Linked DNA regions of Homo sapiens: region 1 is linked to region 2. The links are chromatin loops, found by intact Hi-C in ENCODE. Cell type or tissue: GM12878. All regions are shown on one strand. Each heading gives the region's core, and the rest is flanking DNA. Links, peaks and the distances in the headings are about the cores only.

Region 1 (2,917 bases), core at 189-2,688, 63 kb before region 2:
CTGGAATTGTTTCTATTTTCTTATTCTCATTCTTTGCTTTTTCTTTTCCTGATCTTCCTGATCACCATACTTTTTATTTGCTTCATTATTGCTTTTCTGCTCTTTCATTTTCTTCTTGCTTAGAGGTATAATTTTATTTACATAGTCCATATTATTCTCACCAAAATATTTTATCAGTTTCCATATTTACAGTATTTTTGTATCTCAATGCCTTTTCTTTGGGTTCAGATTTTTTCCTGCTGAAGTATATCCTTTAATAGTTTTTTGTTGTTAGTATTGTTTTTATTTTATTTTTTATTTTTCTTTTTGAAATGGAGTCTCGCTCTGTCACCCAGGCTGGAGTGCAGTGGTGCCATCTTGGCTCACTGCGACCTCCGCCTCCCAGGTTCAAGCGATTCTCCTGCCTTGGCCTCCTGAGTAGCTGGGATTACAGGCATGTGCCACCACGCCCGTCTAATTTTTGTATTTTTAGTAGAGACAGAGTTTCACCATGTTGGTCAGGCTGGTCTCGAACCCCTGGATCTTGTGATCTGCCTGCCTTGGCCTCCCAAAGTACTGGGATTACAGGCATTAGCCACCATGCCCAACCAGTATTGTTTTTAATTAAGAAGACATCTGTGGCCAACTCTTAGTATAGCCCTCATTCTCTGGGTATAAAACACTAGGCTAATAATTATGGCCTTTAAGGTTATTTAAGATACTATTTCACTCTATGCATCTATCTTTGCTGATAATAACTTCAGTTATTAATATGTGGTAATCTTTTTTCCCAGTAACTTAAATTTTCCTAGTTTTACTATAATGTGTCTTATTTTGGTTTATTTTTCATTATTCTTGGTACTTGAACTACCCTTCTAGTAAATTTATTTTATGTTTTAACTTTTACTTTTTTTTTTTGCGACAAAAATCTCACTCTGTTGCCCATGCTGGAGTGTAGTGTTGCAGTAATGTGATTATGGCTCACTGCAGCCTCGAACTCCTGGGCTCAAGCAATCCTCCTGCCTCAGCCTCCTAAAGTGCTAGGATTACAGGTGAGAGCCACTGTACCCAGCCCTCTCCTAATTTAAAAACTTGTGTTTGAACTTGATTCTGAGAAAGCCTTAGCTAGTCACTGTTTAAATATAATTTCTCTACTCTTCCCTCCATTTTCTTTTCTGGACCTTCTTTTGAATACATGGGGAAAGCCTTCCATCTATCCACTATTTCTGCATGAATGGTTTCATCAACTAATTTTCTCCTTCAATTATGTCCAATATACTTTATCCAATTTCTTAAGGTATATTTATGATTTTTATTTTTCATATTTCTAATCAGTTATTTTTCATGTTTACCCATAGTTGGTTTATTTATGCCTATTTTGTCTTACATTTTTTTCTCTACCTTTTACTTTTTTTTTTTTAGAATATTTCTCTTAATTTTCCCTTGAAGTACCTTAAATATTTATGTGAAAGTCTTCTTTCAGATTGTCCTATTATTTTTATCTGACCCACATTTACTTGATGATGATCTTGCAGTTTTCTTTCTTGGCATTGCATTTCTTCATGCATTCTCAATATTTGGTTTGCAGGCTCCTTGGCTGTTTTTGCGTTTTGCTTTTTGCTTTCACTCCCTTCGGGTACTCAATCCTACTTGCCCACAGCTTGGACATTGCTTCCACTCACCTCTAGGGGGCGCAATGCAGAACCAAATCATTGCACAGGGCGCGGCTGGAGACACTGCAGTTCAGTTATGGGCCTCTGGGGGGCTCGTCGCATGCCGTTCCGGCTTGTGAGTCTGTGTCCTCCCTCTTCTTCAGGTCCACAGAAACCCAACTGTCGCAGAAACCTGAGTGGTAAAGTGTCAGCAGCAGGAGTTCTGAATAACATTTCAGGGGCAGAAAAACCGCACTGGCCTTTCCTTCAATGGTGAGCAGACTCTAGCCCGTCTTCTGCGGAGCGATTTATCCCGACAGAGCCCAACTCCGACCCACAACCACAGTCCTGGATCTTCAGCTCACTCATCTGTCTCTGTCCAAGTGCTGCTTCCCAGTCTACACAGACCCTAATTTGGGTTTTGAGCATCACTATGCCTTTTTATATCTTCATTTTATATTTTCACCACCACTGCTGTATGTTTAGAAAAGAAGAAATGTCCCAAAGAGGCTGGGCTCGGTAGCTCACGCCTGTAATCGCAGCACTTTGGGATGCCGAAGCAGGGGGATCGCTTGAGGTCAGGAGTTCGAGACCAGCCTGGCCAACATGGCAAAACCCCGTCCCTACTAAAAATGCCAAAATTAGCTGGACGTGGTGGCGGGGGCCTGTAATGCCAGCTACTCGGGAGGCTGAGGCAGGAGAATTGCTTGAACCCGGGAGGCAGAGGTTGCAGTAGGCAGAGATTCCACCATTGTATTCCAGCCTGGGCGACAGAGCAGGACTCTGTCCAAAAAAAAAAAAAGAAAAGAAAAAAAGTTCCACACAATGGAGTTAGCATCCACTTGAATAAGATTCTGTATTAATTCAGGATCAAAAGATTTGAGAGGAAAAAAAGGTTTTTGTTTGTTTGTTTTTTTGAGACGAAGTCTCACTTGGTCACCCAGGCTGGAGTGCAGAGGTGTGATCTCAGCTCACTGCAACCTCTGCCTCCTGGGTTCAAGCGATTCTCATGCCTCAGCCTCCTGAATAGCTGGGACTACAGGCACGTGCCACCACGCCGGGCTAATTTTGTACTTTTAGTAGAGATGGGGTTTCGCCATGTTGGCCAGGCTGGTCTCGAACTCTTGATCTCAGGTGATCCACCTGCCTTGGCCTCCCAAAGTGCTGGGATTACAGGCATGAGCCACCGCGCCCGGCCAAAAAAATGTAGTTTTAATGGCTGCAAGTTTTTGAAACTGTTGTTATATGGAGAGCATAGCAACTATGTCCTCTGATAAATAAGTTTG
Region 2 (2,895 bases), core at 396-2,895:
GCGTACTACCACATCTAAAAAGAGGCGTACCTTTAAAAGGAACGCTCCACTAAATTTGGTATTTCGACATTTACAAAAGAGTTGTGCTCCCACTTACAAGATTTCACTAAATGAAGAATTTAAATGTTCATTTGTATTAACCATTACTCGCCGAGCATCAGGCACTGCATTCAAATGCTTTGCATAGAGCAATCTTATTTTGAGCTCCATCTCATACGAACGCTATTCAGAGGTGAGGCTAAACCACTTGTGGCTCCATGTCACAGTTTTGGTGTATCAACCTAAGTAGGTATCATTCCAGATGGGGATGAACCATGGTTGTCCAAATATAGGCTCTGTATTGCGTATATCAGTACAACAGCCACCACCACCCCTTACCTGGAGTACTGCAACAATCTCCTAAAGGGGGTCCCTGTGTCCACTCTTGTCCCCTCACAGTCTATTCTCAGTCAATACAACGGCCAGAGTGTGATCGTTTTTAAAACGCAGCTAGGGCCAGATACGGTGCCTCATGCCTGTAATCCTAATACTCTGGGAGATCGAGGAGAGAGGACTGTTTGAACCCATGAGTTCAAGACCAGCCTGGGCAACATAAAAAGAACCTGTCTCCTATAAAAACATTTTTAAAATTAGCCAGGCATGGTGGTGTGCAACTGTTGTCCTAGCTACTTGGGAGGCTGAAGTGAGAAGATCGCTTGAGACCAGGAGTCGAGGCTGCAGTCAATGATGATCGTGCCACTGCACTCCCTCCTGGGCAACAGCGAGACCCTATCTCTTGAAACAAATAAATAAAAGTAGAAGGTCCTTAAAAGTAGAAGAGGAAATTGGAAGAGAGAGCCAGAGTGATTCAATGTGAAGATCTGCCGGTTAGCTGTGACTGGCTTTGAAGATGGAGGAAAGGAGCTTTGAGCCAAGGAATGCAGGTAGCTTCTGAAAGCTAGACAAGGAACGGATTCTCCCTCGAAGGCTCTAGAAAAACAGCACTGGCAACACCTCATTTTAGCCCAGAGACCTACTTCATATTTCTGACTCCAAAACTGTAAGATAATAAACAGGTGGTGTTTTTAAGCCACTAAATTTGCATAATTTGTTACACTAGCATTAAGAAACTGAGTCTCCCTTCCCACTTTAGAAAGGGCTATAACTCTCCTAAGTTCTCAATATCTCCAACTATGGGGTAGCTGGTTTTCTGACAAATAGCTGGCACCCAAATCTAGACTGCCTGATACAAAATGATCTAATTTTTCCCACGTAATTAAGGTTGCTCTCAGGCTTGCCCTTTAAGGACGAACAATAAAAGGGTAAGGTTCTCCACTGGGATGGACGCATGCATATGGAGCAGACTGCGCAGGCTCCGTTCACAAGCACATCTAGCCGACTGCGCAGATTCTGTTCACGTGCATATCTAGCAGAATGCGCAGGCTCCAGCAGGCTTTTTTGGGGATGATGAAGAAATGAAGACCCTCTGTTTTTGGTTTTTTTTTTTCTTGCTGATGCTGGTCTAATAAGCCTTCCTTTTCTCCAATAAAGCCTATTCCTTAACTGGTGCTATGTGTAAAATTGTGGAATTCATCCTGAGGGCTGAAGAAAACAGGTGGAAACCGAGTAGGGATCTACCTTGAAGGACAACATAAGCTTCCAGGGCAAGAATATGTGTTCACAAATATATACAAAGTACTCTGAAGAGTACTACCTTCAGCAGGCACTCCACCAATATGTGTTGAATAAATGAATAAGAACTATTTCACACCATATAAAATGAACTACACATGCCTTAAAGGATTAAACATACAAGGCAAAACTATGAAACAGAAGAAAATGGTGGGGACATTTTTGTGGTCTCAGGATAGAAAAAGATTTCTTAAATAAAATTCCAAGAACATAACCGTAAGGAGAAAAATCTGATTACATAAAAATCAAGATTTATGTTCAACAGACAGGCTACAGAATGGAAAGATGTTTCCAATACCCAAAAGTGACGATGGAATAGACAATGGCCTGGAATTTGATAACCAAAAAAAGGGACAAATTAGAAAAGTAGTTAAAGCATAGGAAAAGGATATTCACATAACGGGAAACCAAAATAACTCAGGATACAAAGAAATGCCCAAATTCAAATCATTCAAAAGTTCAATTTAAAACAAGAAACTACCACTTTATACCATGTGTGTGTTGGGGGCAGGGGGCGGCGGCGGCGGCAAATGTCAGAAAATTAAATAACGAGAGCAGTTAGCAGGGACATAAGATTCCCCTATCTCTGGAGATGTGGTGTACACACAGGTGTAGACATTCTGGAGAAAAGTATATCAAGCATACTCATACCTATAACCCAGCAATTTCATCCCTAACTAAGCATTCCAGAAAAATTCTCAAATTGGTTAACAGGATTGATTGACAATGTTCAGGGCAGCTTTATTGGTGACAGCTGGTGCCAATCCAAGTGTCTATTTTAAGAAAGTATTAATCAAAGAAAATGTGGAGAAAGTATACACTATGGAATTTCAGTATTGGTTAAAAGGAAATAATGTCCACACAAAATAGATATATTATAAAAAACTGTTGTCTACAGAAAAAAGTGAGAATCAGGTTTATAGCAGAATAGCACTTAAAAAAAATCACTTATTTTCAGGGCTTATAAAGAGGTCCACTCCCATCTCCACAACCAATTTTTTTAAAATTAGAAAACATAAATTTTCTGGAAACTTTGGCAAGATAGAAAAAAAAGCATTATGATGTAGCCAGAGGCTGAGAAGTGGCCCTAATGGCGTATCAGCAGGGACACCTGGGGCTCCCCTAACATAAACACTAAAATAGGAAGTTGCTACAAAGAAATTTATCCTATGATCTTTCAAAAAATTTATAGACCAATCCCTAGAAAGTGCCAAATAGAGAAAA

The links. A loop is a pair of places that touch in the nucleus more often than their neighbours do. Peaks named below come from ENCODE experiments on the same cell type or tissue, not always from the same donor. Only the 100,000 strongest peaks of a DNase experiment are listed, where the experiment ranks them.
Region 1: a loop joins it to region 2, with 4 times the contacts of the local background. A loop is called at or near these places in 13 of 110 quality-filtered maps.

Annotation. Positions count from the first base shown.
Region 1 is chr21:25,800,501-25,803,417 of GRCh38, reverse strand. It overlaps LOC105372757 (a long non-coding RNA gene), which reads left to right. Exons shown (of 3, transcript XR_937622.2): 2 at 1,796-1,904. Among named protein-coding and RNA genes, the nearest start is that of GABPA, 67 kb to the right of the region's middle. In GM12878, for the core only: a CTCF peak has its summit at 1,686 (motif pointing right); a DNase peak (open chromatin) is centred at 1,697.
Region 2 is chr21:25,737,516-25,740,410 of GRCh38, reverse strand. All of the region lies in intron 1 of GABPA (GA binding protein transcription factor subunit alpha), which reads right to left. Among named protein-coding and RNA genes, the nearest start is that of GABPA, 4.0 kb to the right of the region's middle. In GM12878, for the core only: no CTCF peak of the experiment used is centred there; no DNase peak of the experiment used is centred there; H3K4me3 peaks cover 1,930 bases; H3K27ac peaks cover 988 bases.